Linked DNA regions of Homo sapiens: region 1 is linked to region 2. Evidence: chromatin loops called from intact Hi-C (ENCODE). Cell type or tissue: chondrocyte. All regions are shown on one strand.

Evidence for each region. Peaks named below come from ENCODE experiments on the same cell type or tissue, not always from the same donor. Only the 100,000 strongest peaks of a DNase experiment are listed, where the experiment ranks them.
Region 1: it touches region 2 in a loop (4-fold over the local background); 4 of 110 quality-filtered maps call a loop at or near these places.

What each region holds. Positions count from the first base shown.
Region 1 is chr12:74,685,688-74,693,687 of GRCh38, reverse strand. No RefSeq gene overlaps it. Among named protein-coding and RNA genes, the nearest start is that of ATXN7L3B, 150 kb to the right of the region's middle. In chondrocyte, a CTCF peak has its summit at 4,418 (motif pointing left); no DNase peak of the experiment used is centred here.
Region 2 is chr12:76,033,833-76,041,832 of GRCh38, reverse strand. NAP1L1 (nucleosome assembly protein 1 like 1) reads left to right here. Exons shown (of 15, transcript NM_004537.7): 15 at 1-5,248. PHLDA1-DT (PHLDA1 divergent transcript) reads right to left here. Exons shown (of 2, transcript NR_185978.1): 2 at 7,444-8,000. Among named protein-coding and RNA genes, the nearest start is that of PHLDA1-DT, 6.0 kb to the right of the region's middle. In chondrocyte, CTCF peaks have their summits at 4,308 and 4,539 (motif pointing right); no DNase peak of the experiment used is centred here.

The sequences.
Region 1 (8,000 bases), 1.3 Mb after region 2:
ATGCTTGCATAATAATACTGTGTGTGAGAAAAATCTAGACACAAACTAAAAGTATACCAGCAAGGGAATTGATAAAACACTTGTGGTACATTCATAATATAATACAATAAAATGTTCTATAATAATGAAAATATATCAGCCACAGCTGCATTTATCAATATCCATAAATCTCACAAGCACAATATTCAGCAGAAATATATTATTTGTATAACTTTTAAACACTTGCCAAGCTAACAGTGTAAATAACAATATAAAAAGGATGAAGCAAAACAGAGAAAGGATGTATTAGTCTGTTCTCACACTGCTAATAAAGACACACCCAAGACTGGGTAATTTATAAAGAAAAAGTGGTTTAATGGACTCACAGTTCCACATGGCCGGGGAGACCTCAAAATCATGGCAGAAGGCAAAGGAAGAGCAAAGGTACGTCTTACATGGCAGTAGGCAAGAGACCCTGCGCAGGGTAACTGCCTTTTATAAAACCATCAGATCTCCTGAGACTTTTTCACTATCATGAGAACAACATGGGAAAACCCTTCTTCCGTCATTCAATTACCTCCCACTGGGTTCTTCCCACAACACATGGGGATTATGGGATCTACAATTCAAGATGAAATTTGGGTGGGGACACAGCCAAACCATATCAAAGGACAAACACAAAATTCAGAATAACATTTCCTTCAGTGAAGGAGATATCTTAACTTGGGTGGTAGGTATAATAGCCTTTACAATTTTTTTAAGTCAATTGTCTATGTATATGCTAAAAATGAATTTAGTTTTTCATATTATAGTAAATTAAAATTTTTAAAGCTTCAACATGATCGTCAAATTATAAAAATGGATTTTTTCTTATATACTTGAGTTTTAAACTAAACTCCATATCCCCAACACATCTATTTTGTTGTGCTATTGATGAAAGCTATTGACGAGCTTTCATCAAGTTCATAAAATTATTAGGGTAAACGAAGATTATCTCTTCCCTCCCTTGATGCTCCCCTGCTCGCTTATCCTTGCAGAAGTGTGGATGTTTTCTATTCTCTGGAAAATTTGAAATGGAAAGATTCTCTACTCAGAGGGAGAATCTTGTTGAAAGTGGGATAATTTAATCTGTATACTTAACCATGAAAGTCTGGCTCTGAATACTAAAATAACTGAAGGAATAATTAAGAATTTACTTTTACTCATTTCCTTTTTCCCTCATCCCAACTCCTGATGGTCAGAAGAACTAAAAATTCATTTCAAGCAAAACTGAACAGTGTAAGAACGCACCTACTGATGGAGACCCTTCCTGAACTAGTTCATTCAGATGATCCTATAAGAAAGGCCACTAGCTGACAAGGCTACTCATGCACACAGAGTTTGCAATAGTGCTATTCTTAAATATGAAGGAACAGCCAAGTATTATCAGGCAATTGAAGAGAAATCTCTAACATTATTAAATGAGATAAACATACAAAAAAATAAAAAAAAGAAACTCAAAATAATTAAAAACACAGAAATGTGTGAGAGTGGATGAGGGCATATTGACCTAGGCTTATTTTTTCTAATAATGTTAAATATATATATTCCAGTATTTCTAACACTTTAATTTATTGATTTTTTAAGAAATCAAGACTTTTAACACTTAAAGAGCACTTAATAAATATTATTTATTATTTTAAGTGTTTTTGTTTATCCTATTCATGAAATGTATTATATTAGGGAATATCAATACCTTTATATATAATTTACTTTATATTTTATTTTAGCTTATTTTATAGCTCGTTAGATCCTTCTCATCCAATTATTTTTCACATTTTGAATTGATGTTTGTCTATTAGTCTTTTATGAATACTTATTGCTATTTCATCAGAGTTGTATCTTCTTAATTCATAATGATGCACTTTTTAAAATTTTTCTTTAGTTTCTTACTAAATCATCTAAAGGCCTGCATTTTCTCTAAGTCTTCATGGTGGTGTTTTCTTTTCTGCCTTGATGTAATTTTTCTTAGGCCTATATTGTACTTTTGTTTTTGTATTTGTTCTTAAAATTCACATAGGGCAGAGATTCAGCTAAACTCTATTATCTGCCCTTCGGGTTGCATGATGGTTCTTTATTGCAGTACTGTGTTTTGTTATGGTTTTTGTTTGTTTGTTTTCTCACGGTAGGCTCTTTTCATCTCTTTTTAAGACTTTCTGCTGGAGAGCGTATTGATAATCAGTTGTGACCAAGAAGACCTTGCCGTTCCCTTCAGCTTGATTAAACATTAATTTAATTAATTTAGCTCCTTGACTCTAGGCCTCTGTCCTCCCTTTTCTTAGAGCGTTTACTTTAGGAGATTTTTAATTTTAAATTGCTTTTCTGGTCCTCGGAAATGTATTTTTAAAAGCCTCTTGCCAGTTACACAATTCAGGAATGTTTTTCCTAAGAACCTGGGAGCCACCTCTTTGAACCATAATCACCAAAAGAGATAGTGTCTCTGTCTCCCAGCTTCTGTGGGAAAGCAGGAGCCTAACTTTGGAGGCAAGGCCCCTTGTTCCAAGTTGCAAAAGTACCTCCTGTCATAAAAATATGAGAGAGTTTGCTTTTCCCTGAGGTAATGCCAATTAGCCGACAAAGGGCAGCCCGCCTCAGCTCCCCCAACCTCAGCAGCCTCAACCTCAGCTCCTAAAAACTCTCCAGCCCTGGGTTTCACTGGAGTTGAGTTCCAACTGAGTTCTGGCCTCTCTCTCCTATTACAATCATCTTGAATAAAATCTTCCTGGCCTGTTTGACTTTGGTGCAATTTTCATTTTGACATGTGTTATAGCTCAATTATCCTAAGCTTTCATTTAGAAAGATTTTGCTGTCTTTAGATGAGATGACCACTTATTGTTTTCCTTTTTTTGTTTGTTTTATTGGGAACCTGCATAATACCCGGGATGAAATGTATCACTCCACTTTTGTCTCCCTTGTCATCTGGGAGGCACAATCTCTGACTAGATTCAGCAAGAGGTATCAGTGCAGTGAAAGAAGAGTTTTCTAACTTTCTCCTAAAGTTTCAATGATGCAGAAAAGGAAGCCAAAAGGAAGACAAAAGCAGCTCGACTTTCCTTCTTCTTCCTTACTTTTTCAATTTTTTAAATTTTTAGTTACATAAAACATCTCTAATGAGATGAAGAGATGTGTCCACTTAGTCCCCAGGACATTTAAATATTGAGATTAACACATTATCTTTATTGTAAGGATGTGGGTCACTTCTTACAAATTTTGAGAACTAAAAATAATATGCTCTTGAGAGCACACTGATTTACACTCCCATTTACATCAAAGTGAACTAGAATATTTCAAGGAGGAAAATAGTAAGATGGTAGAAATCCCTGGCTGGAACAGGAGATCATTTCAGATACTAACATAATTATACAGGTGACTTAATAAAGGTTCTCACTAAAGATTGGAAATGTGGATGAATAAAATGCGATGGATTCAAGAGGCTTTTGGAGATAGATTTGACATGAATCTGTGATTAAGTTTTGTGGGCAAGGATGAAGGAGGGAATAATTATGTCTAAAGTTTCTAGGGGTCATGGTGGATGATCATGAACAAAACAAGAGCCAGTATGTGGTATATTAGGAAGATAATTTGTTTCTAATCTTGGCTCTGCCTCAACAAATTGCATGACCTTATGAAAGTCTATTAAAATCTTGAGTCTCTGTTTATTCATTCAGTAAAGAGGTGGTATTCTTGAATAAATTAATCACTTTCACAGTGAGTGATCGCTTTCAAATCAGGGTAACAGGCATTTATCTAGCATCTAGTGTGTGGTCATTTTAGCCTGAGCATTGAGAGAGAGACAAATTAAACAAAGTACATTTATAAAGTGGAAGAATACTATTTACTCACATGATGCATTTATAAAATAATGAAGCTAGAATTATTGAAATTCAATTTTTATACTACAAATGGTAGATACTATAGAAATTTAATTATTGTAGAACAGATCAATAAAGAATTCACATTTTACATTAAAGAATCTTAAAATGCACCCATGAAAATGCTGCTTCAAAAGGTTCTAATTATGAAGAGATTATTTGAGAACTGAGGTGGATAGATAAAATAGCAACGATAATAAATTTTATAATTTTTACGACAGGGAAAGAGCAGAGCCAGTTTTAAATTCAGTTGTATCAGATTCCAAAATTCATGCATTTCAGTCTGTATCTTGTTAGGCTTCAGTATTACATAATGTACTTCAAGAGTTAAAACAGCTATTGCCTTCTTTACTTGGAGTAAAACAAATGCATTGGCCCTATTCTCAAGATTGTGTGTGATTATTTGCAACTAATATTTAAGACCAACTAACATATTATTTCAGTATAATGTTTTCGTCATTTAAGTTTTTGAAACAAATGCCAGTTAATAAGAAAAAAATTACCAGTAGAAATGTATTTAAGAATTGAGTTATGCTGCCATCTAGTGATGATTTGCTGCTGATATTGCTTGAGTATGCCAATTCCACCACCAAAAAAATCAAGTGAATTAAAGCTTTTTGTAAGTGCAAAAAGAAGGCTAACAAAACTATTAAACAGGTGAACATAGATTTGCATCACAAGGCTCACACAAATTAATGTTAGAGCAAAAATATAAAGTAATACTAAAATAATACTAATGAAAATCTTTATTTTCTTTATCTTCTGAAAAGTGTATCAGTTTACATACAAAATATAATGAAGTCCTTGAGTAGAATATCCACACCTTTTTTTTAATGGATTTTAGATTTTTCTTTTATTAGTTAAAATAAATACTCTTCATCATTTATACTTTATCTCAGTTTAGATAGATTATATTTTAAGGAAAACAGCTTCTTTCTGCCTACTGTGGAAGTGAGAATAAGAGTTAAGAACATTAAAATGAAGCAGAGAGGTGGCCTTGCGAGGGTCACAGGCAGAGAAGGAAGCAGCAAGGAGAGTGGAGAATAAAAAAGGATTTGTTCTTAAAGTCAATTTGGTGCAGTACCCAGGAGAACTCAAAAATTGATGGGGAAATGCTGCAGGAAGTCAGGGACCCCGAACAGAGGGAGTGGCTGAAGCCATGGTAGAAGGATGTGGATTGTGAAGATTTAATGGACATTTATTAGTTCCCCAAATTAATACTTTAATAATTTCTTACACCTGTCTTTACTGCAATCTCTGAACATAAATTGTGAAGATTTCATGGACACTTATCACTTCCCCAATCAATACCCTTGTGATTTCCTATGCCTGTCTTTACTTTAATTTCTTAATCCCATCATCTTCATAAGCTGAGGAGGATGTATGTCACCTCAGGACCCTGTGATGATTGCATTAACTGCACAAATTATTTGTAGAGCATGTGTGTTTGAACAATATGAAATCTGGGAACCTTGAAAAAAGAACAGGATAACAGCGATGTTCAGGGAACAAGAGAGATAACCTTAAACTCTGACTGCTAGTGAGCCGGGTGGAACAGAGCCATATTTCTCTTCTTTCAAAAGCAAATGGGAGAAATATCGCTGAATTCTTTTTCTCAGCAAGGAACATCCCTGAGAAAGAGAATGTGTCCCTGAGAGTAGGCCTCTGAAATGGCCGCTTCGGGGGCAGCCATCTTTTACGGTTGAAGCTGTAGGGATGAAATAAGCCCCAGTCTCCCGTAGCACTTCCAGGCTTATAAAGACGAGGAAATTCCCGCCTAATAAATTTTGGTCAGACTGGTTGTCTGCTCTCAAACTCTGTCTCCTGATAAGATGTTATCAATGACAATGTGTGCCCGAAACTTCATTAGCAATTTTAATTTTGCCCCGGTCCTGTGGTCCTGTGATCTTGCCCTGCCTCCATTTGCCTTGTGATATTTTATTACCTTGTGAAGCATATGATCTCTGTGACCCACACACTATTCGTACACTCCCTCCCCTTTTGAAAATTGCTAATTAAAAACTTGCTGGTTTTATGGCTTAGGGAGCATCACGGAACCTGCCAACATGTGATGTCTCCCCCGGACACCCAGCTTTAAAATTTCTCTCTTTTATACTCTGTCCCTTTATTTCTCAGACCAGCTGACACTTAGGGAAAAATAGAAAAGAACCTATGTGACTACTGGGGGTAGGTTCCCCCAATAGGGAAACTTTAAGGAAGAATCTAATAGGAACCTAGTAGCAGGGGTCTCAAGGCATTGTAACTGGTGTATTACACAAAATAAATGCACAGGATTTCAATTTCTAATAATCAAATCTGAAACTACTCTAGACCTATTAGATATAGATTCTGATTCAATTTCAGACAATCAAATCTGAAACTACTCTAGGCCTATTAGATACTGATTCTGGTTTACAGGTGATTATTATGTGATGATAGAGATCTGTAGCCTTAAAGGGTGGCATATGGAAAACAGTTGTAAGAAAAGAGGAGAAACAGGAGAGAGAGGAGATTCTGAAGCTCTAAAATACATTCAACACATTCATTTCCTTTTTCAGTGCATTGGAATTACTAACGAATGAGATGCTAAGCATTGTGTTAGGCACTGTTATATATTAAACTCCTACGTGCTGTTAAGAAATTTGTAACGGAGTCACAGAGAAAGACAGCTGTAAGTTATTTATTGAATATGCCAAATGTGGGAGGCAAAATCAGAAGAATACTACTGTTTTGTCCTCTCCTACCACTACCTACACACTCACTCTCCCGGATCTCCATGCCCAACCTCTTAGCAACATTTTGGGGAAATCCATAATTCTCTGGTAATATGGGGCTATTAACATTAGAATTCAATTAGAATTGTCCAGTTTAAAAATGTACCACAACGTATAAACTAATCTGAGTTAAAACCTACTCTCTCGCCTACTTCAGTGTTTCTTCCCCATAATCACTGGGAATCATAGAATCATAGAACTTCATATTGAAAAGGGCTTTAAAGGAAAAGAGAATGACAACTCAGCCTTTACTTGTGGCCCTGGACTCAACAGGGAGAGCAAAAGGCAGGCCCTGGAAATTTTTTTTTCTCATTTGCTCTCATTATTTGATTTCCTTTCCCATCAGCTGTTCTACTGTTGACTTCTACAGGACAGTGTTAGAAGAAGGGATGAGAGAAGTAAAAAGAAAGGCCTTTTGATTTGGCTTGTGCTATTTGTTGTTTCTTTGTTGTGGTAGGAAATCAAATGATAGCTTTCTATCACAGAAAAATGCTGGATACCTCAGAGACACCTTTCCACACTCTGTAATGTGCAAGAACTCTTTCTAATTTGTGACTTCAAATGTTTACTGTCACTCACTCTCTTGCCTATAAGCTCCAGGAGGGCAGAGACCATCTATTTTGTCACTGCTGTATACCAAACACTAATATAGTGCTCTGTGTTTGTGTTTGAGCACTGGGAATCATAGAACTTCATATTGAAAAGGGCTTTAAAGGAAAAGAGAATGACAAATGGGCTCCAGTTCAGGTAAAAGCAAACTGAGGACAGTTTGATAGTTTGATGAGAAAAAGGAAATGTATGCTGATCTTTTAACATACATCTAGTTATGGACTTTATTTGGTTAGCTAACTGGTCGAGTCTATGTTCTATTCTCCACCACTGTGTGGAGATTCACCTACAAAACATGTCCTGGGAGGTGGGAAAGGATAGTGTTCACCTTTCAGGACAACCCACAAAGAAAACTCATACAGTCCACCTCAATGGTTTCCAAGGAAAATCCTACAGTAACTTTAGATTAAAATTCCACTTAAAGTTTAGGAACTCTTGAAGGGAGTGTTTGATTTGGTAAGGTCTGATTTTGGCTCATTTTGTTCTGGAATTTTAAATCAATTTATGGCAAGATTTTAAAATGAACCTCTTCCAACTGACTCTATATAATACAGGAGTTGAAAGAAAAGATAAGTTAAAAGGAATATTTGAAGAGGAGCAGGACAGCAGCGTTGCCCACCACTCTACTGTACAGGCTTGTGGGGTTCAGGACTGAAGTCACACACCTCATGTGTGTTAAACACAGTAAGAATTTCTTCAAAGGTTTAGCTTGTCCAAGTTCCCTTGT
Region 2 (8,000 bases):
AACATTTACCTGGAGCCTTGACACTGGTGTGGATGTGACATGGGTGTCTGTCTTGAGATCAGATGTGATTTTAGACTTGGATTAGGCCAGTCAACAAAGTTTTATTTTTATTATCTTTGAGATGATTCTCACTATGTTGCCTGGACTAGTGTCTAACTCCTGGGCTCAAGTGGTTGTCTCACCTCAACCTCCTGAGGTGCTATGCTTACAAGTGGGAGCTGCCGCACTTAACTATGGATTTCAAAACTGGAGGCTGGAACTGTTGTCTTTGCTATTCATTTGGCTTGGTGAGTGGACTTAGCCACTTCACGGCAACTTGGAGATGAATAGCCCACTGTATTTAACCTGCATTTGCACTATTTCAGCTCTGCTTGGCTGCCTTTTCTTTTACTTCTGCCACTGGGCTTTTGTGCATGTGTTTTACTAGTTCAACATAGGATCTCCTTTTCATCAGTACCTACTCTTTGGTTCTATAAATCTGAACTGGTTTTGAACCAGTTCAAAATACTCTAGAAACACTTGCTTATTAATGAGTTTCCTAATTTCCAGCACTGTGCTTGGAACTTGGTAAGTGTACAGAAAAGTTTTGGATGTATAGGTCAGTTAGGATTTATCTAGACCCATTCAATGTACCAACCATAATCCTGTGTGGGACTGTGTAGCAAGTCGAATGATTGATTCTCAGTAGTTCAGTCTCTAAGGTCTTTTGTAGTTGTCATATTCCTGTAGATTGAGAAAACCAATGAAACAAAGCTGGATTGTGTATACAGTTAGCTCTTTCATAATGCAGGGGCTAGGGGCCCCAGCTTCCTTCAGTCAAATCTATGTATAAGCTGATTCCCCCAAAACTTGACAGCCTACTGTGGAAACTTTACCAATAAGTCATTTAACACACACTTTGTATGTTATGTGTATTATATACTGTAAAAAGTAAGCTAGAGAAAATGTTAAGCAATCGGAAATATATTATGGCCAGGTGTGGTGGCTCATGCCTGTAATCCCAACACTTTGGGAGGCTGAGGCGGGCCAGTGACTTGAGGTTACAAGTTCGAGACCAGCCTGGCTAATATGGAGAAACCCTGCCTCTACTAAAAATACAAAACTTAGCTGTAGGTGGTAGTGGTGTGTGCCTGTAGTCCAAGCTACTCAGGAGGCTGAGGCACAAGAATTGATTGAACTCTGGAGGTGGAGGTTGCAGTGAGCCCACAAGAATTGACTGAACTCGGGAGGTGGAGGTTGCAGTGAGCCGAGATAGTGCCACTGCACTCCAACCTGAGCAACAGAATGAAACTGTCTGTGTGTGTGTGTGTGTGTATGTATATGTATGTGTATGTATATTTACTCTCAGGTGGAACTGGATTATAACAGTCTCAATCCTCACTGCCTTCATGAATAGCTGAGGAGGAGGGGGGTCTTGCTGTCACAGGGGTAGTAGAGACAGAAGTAAACCTGTAAGTGGACCCTCTTAGTTCAAATTTGATATTCAAGAGTCAACTTAGTTGTTTTTTAAAGTCAAGGGAAGGCATATCAATAGTTGCAGTTACCTAGTACTGCATAACAAAACAACCTCCAAAACTTAATGGCTTAAAACAAGCAAAATTTTTCTGACTGGGCTTAGTTTGTTGCAGTCGTTTTCCAAAATGACCAAAGACATCAAAGCTTAAATTACATATTGTATGCCTGTTCAGGGAGAAAAACATATGCTTTTCCCCATCATTTTGGAATCTTTTACTTGAATTATAGCTGGACAATTGATTTCCAGCTATAATTCAAGCTATAACGTAGTGAACTCCCTCAGACAAAAATGTCAAGCTTGATTAGTAAAGGAACCTCAAGTGGTATGTATAAGGTGACCCTTAAGTACACGTGTTTTCAAAAGTTGGGTATAATGTAACTAGACTGAGAGGTTTCGAGAAAAACTTCATTGCTATTCCATGTATAGTTTTAAACTAGTGGGATTTCAGTTTACAGTATTAATCAGCAATTTGGGGAGAACTAAGTGTTCGTTTAACATTAAGATAATAAAAATAATGCCTTAATCATACTTGATTGAGAATATTAATTCCCTTTTTATGCATAAGGATGGAAGTTAAGTAACTTTAACAATGACACAGTTGAGTTGTGTTGGAGCCAGCATTTGGATGGCCCTACACTTTGCACTGCCTTGTAGATATTTCTGTCACACAACTAGTGGTTAAATAAGCATGTTCTTTAGGCTAGAGCTTTCAGAGATGAAATATTTTAGAGACCAGAGTTAATCTAGATTTCATTTTAAACAATATTCAGATAATCTTTCCTTTTTCTCTCCCCTGCCCTGAAGAGTTTGTATTTATTATAATGTTGTATAACACAGCCCCAATACAATGTGGCTTATATAGGTTTTTCTCTTAGGCTTAGACAGACTCTGGGACTGATATGGGAGCTTCATGGTTCTCAGGCAGACTTTCATTCTACTTTTTGTCTTTGGCAAGTTGGTTTATTATCAAGTGGTTGCTGGGGCTCTATACATCATGTCCAGGTTCAAGGTACAGGATGGGCTGAAGGAGGCTAAAGGCTACTGGCATCCAACCTCTCCTGTAAAAAGAAGAACCTATGGTTTATGCTCACAGTGCTAAAAGTAGGATAGTAAATAAAATAGAGCTGGGTGTGAATGCCAAGGGAGGTTAGGATGACAGCCACATTGGCCACATATGTCGAAATAAGTTGATTTAGAAAAGGATTATTTGATCAAGGATATCCTGGAACATAAAGCAAATAACTACATTTTAGAAATAAGTGAACAGGGCTAAGAAAAGTAATTTTCTTTAAATACGGCCCAAAAGGATTAATTATGATTGGAGTCCTGCTTTGCCCAAGGCTTTTTATTTCATTTTGCATGATAACCTTTCTCAGAACCATGCATGCACAAATTAGGTTGAGACAATGACTTAAAAGTGTAAATGAAATCTCATTAGAAACAAAAACTTTCTGGTTTCTGACATGTTTAAGGGGTGCTCATTGTTACTCAACAATGATTTACTTAGGTAGTTATTGTGATGGGGGCGGTTCTAATGGGATTTCTTTTTCTGGTAGGTTTAGTGGCAACATACAAGCTTGCCATAAACATTTCCTGGGTTTTATCTTCTTGTAAAAGTGTTATTCCACCTTTCTGAGTCTGGCTACCCCACAGAATTCTTTTATCCCTTTTACTCTTAGATTACCTTGTCTGTAATGAAACTTACCCTCTCTGAAGCCTGAGTTGTTCTTCTAAAGTAACACCACTACCACCTTCTTTATTCTCATGTTTTTGGGAGGAATTGTCTACACTCACTGCTATATGTCCTCTATCACCTAAGAAAGGTATTTGCCCATTACTGGATTTTTTTTTCTTACAGAGATCAATAGTGATCAAATTGAACAGCCTATGTCCTCAGGCTGTGTGTTTTGTGGCAATGGAAAAATGACAGCAAAAGAGGGAAATATCCTTGGAATTTAGTTCCTTAAATGGAGGTATTTGCCCAAGTGACTGTCAGTTACATATTTGAGTTGCAAACAACGGGTTGCATTTACCGGGTTTCAGAGTAGAAGCATACTTAGGAAAGGTGGTAGGTGTTCTTGGGCTCTTCAGTGGGGACAGAGGATTGCTTCCACTCTTAGTTACTGGGGTATCTTGTCACCCCAGAGACCCAGAGCCAGAATATCAACACTTTTGAGTGATTGCAGTTTTGTGACAACATAATACTGGTTCTCTCAGCCTCCTTCATTGGATTACCTTCCTCTCTGCTCCATTTCATCCAGTTCCATATTTTCGTTTGTCACTTCAAAGCTAATATTACCATAACAAGTTTACAAATAATCAGACTTCCTGGTTACTTGTTAATACTCAATAAGATAGCCTGCTTGCCCATTTTGAATAATATCAATACATTTCCAGACAAAACATTAGTCATTTCCCCTCAGTTTAAGTGCTGTCAATCAGCTCTCCGTTAGGTACAATGGCGAAAACACTCATCCAGGATCTTGGATATTTAGTGAAGTAGACGTGAAAATTGGATAACTACTCATCAGAGTTTGAAGTGATTAGGAAGGAATTAACTCAGCCAGAGGAAATCTGGGATTTGAATAGGGCTTTGAAGAATGAAAGGTTTACAGAGGATTTGGGAAGGTAAATTGGAGGCTGCGAGGACAAGGAGATGTATGACTGGCACTCGCTCAAGGTTGAGTGGAACGAGTCAAAATAAGTAGGACCCATTCTGTGGAGGGCTTGTCATGCAAGGGTAAGGAATTGGAATGTATACAATTGGAGGCGAATAGAAGTTTTCTGTCATGTTTTAAGAGTAAAACTGAAGGCCATGTGTATGAGTATGGATCAGGTGATTGGGCCACCCAAGAACTTAGATGAGAGAACTGAATTAGGCTGCTGGCAGAACAGAAAGGACGGAGACAGCTGATGGACGGTGCTTGGATCCACAATTGTGTTTGTACTACAGTTAAAAAAAAGCGCTAAGCACTCATTATAAAGCACTTGCTTTAAGCTGTTACACAGATTGGTCACTAGGAGGCATCAGTTCATCAACTACTAAGGCGAAAAGGAAGGCAGCTCTGGACACCCACCTAAGAAGTCTGGATAGTTCTGTGTTAATACTTAACGTTTTCAACTCAAGGACTTTTGGAAACTAGAATCTAGAATATTTCTTCTGAATAGTACTTCAAAGATGAAATAAGGCTAAGAAGTCTAAACTGCACTCTGTGAGACTATTTGTTTATTTATTTAATTATTTATTTTGAGACAGATTCTCGCTCTGTTGCCCAGGCTGGAGTGCAGTGGCGTGATCTTGGCTCACTGTAACCTTCACCTCCCTGGCTCAAGCAATTCTCCTGCCTCAGCCTCCCGAGTAGCTGGGATTACAGGCGCTGTGGGTTTTTTTTTTTTTTGTATTTTTAGTAGAGACGGGGTTTCACCATGTTGGCCAGACTTGTGTCGAGCTCCTGACCTCAGGCAATCCGCCTGCCTCAGCCTCCCAAAGTGTTGGGATTACAGGCGTGAGCCACCGCGCCCAGCCTTGGTTATCTTTTATACCCTGATGAGGGTAACGTGACATGTTCATAATTTACTGGGCTTTAACTTTTTCTTGAAAGATGTTTGACCTTTGGTCTATCCAAATCTTTAATAATGATCATTGTCATGAGTTTCTACTGTATATTGCAAATTGGTTTACAGATCAGAATTTTGTAATCATTATGAATTAAACACTTAATAACTTTCCAAGTTCTGTTACATGTCTTTAAGCCAGTATTGATTAATGGACTTTTAGTCAAGTGTTTGACTATGTAACTGCCAAGTAAGAAACTTACCAACTCAGTTCCATTACTGTGTTTCTCATGCTTCTAAATACTCTTACTAGAAAACAGTAGGATACTAGTTTATATAAACACCTCTCATGATATTAAATTGCATGTTGCTTGGGAAAAGGTTTGTGGGATTTATTTTAGATGTCTGACTATAAAAGCATTTAAGATTCAGAGAGGCCTAGCATGTAGTTATCCATTTAAAAAGTATACCAGAGATATGTTTGTAGGGCAAATTTCAAGTCCTTACATCTCAAGTTTTAAAAAGTAGGATGCATCATGAAAAATCTGTCAAAAGCATTTGAAAAAATTGATATTCTTTTTATGATGGGTATGGACTTCTAATTCAATTCAAGATTTCTACCTATGTTGAGCATCTACTTGGTATCAAGACTTTTTCTAGGTGATTGGGACACATCAGAAACAATGGTCCTTGCCCTCTTGAATAGCTTGCATACTATTCTAGTGGGAAGGGGAACAGAAATAAGCAATAGGTACAATAAATTATTGAGTAGCATGTTAGAAGATAATATATGCTATGGGAAAAATTAAGGGGAATTGAGTGGCTACCATTTGAGAGTGATCAGGATAGGCCTGTTGAGCCAAGACTTGAAGAAAGTGATGGAGATAACTTTGGGTGCTATGCTGAAAATAGATAACAAGGATAGAATCAGGGAGACAAGTTAGGAGGCCATCATAGTAATCCAGTGGGGGGATATGATGGTGATTTGGATCAGGGTGGTAATGAAGGAAGTGGACAGAATCCAGATGTAGTTGAAGGCCTAACCAGTAGGATTTCCTGACTAAATGTGTAGATTAAATATTGGGAGAGAAAAAAATTACTACAAGGCAGGCATGATTCTACACACTTGAAGGCCTGGGGCAAGAGTACAATGGAGATACCGTATGTTTAAATATTTAAAAGTACTGTTTAATGAAAATATGCCCAATGTGCCTGTCTTGACAAACTTTCATTAGAACTGGGAAGCCAGGTTTGTATTTATGCCAGAATATAACTTGCGGGCAGAGCTGACCCTCAGCCCATGAGCCACCTTCCTTTTCTTCCCACCCCGGCTCTGAACTGTATGGCAAGGGGCCTCCTGCACATTTACTTGGATGCCATAACCAGTATATTCGAACTGCCCTATCCCCCTAACACATCAGTGCATGCAATGATGATGTAATGCATTTCCTGGAACAGCTGGGGCTATTCTGGGCAGGGTATTTGGGGTCTTGAGTACCTAGAGTGTAGTGCAGAATGAGTATGCTCTCTAGATTGACATGTCATCTTGACTCTAAAGCACTCAATCCTAAAGCTCAGGGCCTTGGATAAGGGCCTTTCCTGGCCTGGTGTAAGGGCAGTACTGATCTACGGTTTTTAGTTTGAGCATCTGTACAGAGGATTGCTGTCAACTGAGAAAGGGGGCTGCAGGTAGAGTAGGTTAGAGTGAGGAAAATAGTTTGGGAGCTCATTCACATGTTTGATTTCTTAGACTACACAAGCCGTACTGTAGAGAAGTGTAAATGGAGAATTTTCAACTTATAGTAGCACTCACTGGCCTGGAATTGATAAAAACTGAAGGCTGTTTTTCACTATAGTTAATTCTAACCTATAAACTGGAGCAGTTCCATGTAGGAATTTGTTAAAACCTATTGTGTATGAATTACAGACTCCTCTGACCATCCGAGTGTTCTTTTTCAGTTTTTTTTTTTTTTTCCTATGACCTAAAATCCCCTCAGACTTAAACCTTTAGTGAACTACTCAGTAAATGGCTTTACTAGTAAGTGTTCCCTTGCCTGGTATGTTTATTATTTTTTAACTTCAGTGTTTTATTCTTCGGCAGTAAGCAGTTGGATATAAGTTGGGGGTATAAATTTGGGACTCTGGCATATAGATGTTATTAAAAGTGATGAGACTGGATATCAACAAGGGAATGAGTGTAGATAAAGAAGAGAGCCAAAGACAAAGACTTGGGGCATTCCAACATTAAAAGTTTGGAGAGAAGAGAAAGCACCTCATAGAGGAGACACTGGAGATGTAAAGGAAAACTGAGTGATGTCCTTGAAGCCAAGTGATAAACTTTATCCAAGAGAAGAAAATGAACTGTCCAGTGCTGCTGATAGATAACTTTATATTGCCAGCTGTAAAATGTACTTTCAATTAGCCATTTCAAATTTGTTTACCAAAGCAATGATTTTGTTGGCTAGTTTTCTAAACTTCAGTAACTTTTCAGTGACTTGTAGGTTTTCATTGCATATACAGCTGAATTTTTTTTTTTTTTTAAACAGGGTCTTGCTGCCACCCAGGCTTGTATAGTGGTGCGATCCTAGCTCCTGCAACCTTGAACTTCTGGGCTCAAACAGTCCTCCACCTCAGCCTCCCAAGTAGCTGGGGCTACATGGCGCATGCCACCACACCTGGCTAATTTTTTTTTTACATTTGTAGAGGGAGGCCTTGCCATGTAGCCCAGGTTGGTTTCAAACTCCTGGGCTCAAGGGATCCTCTCACCTCAGCCTCCTAGAGTGTTGGTATTACAGGTGTGAACCACCATGCCTGGCCCAAAAGTTGTTTTTTTTTTTTTTAAGTTATTTTCTGTAATGCATTTTCTGTGAATTTATTGTCTTAAAAATTGGCAAATATGGCCATTTTGACATATTTGCCAAATATGAGC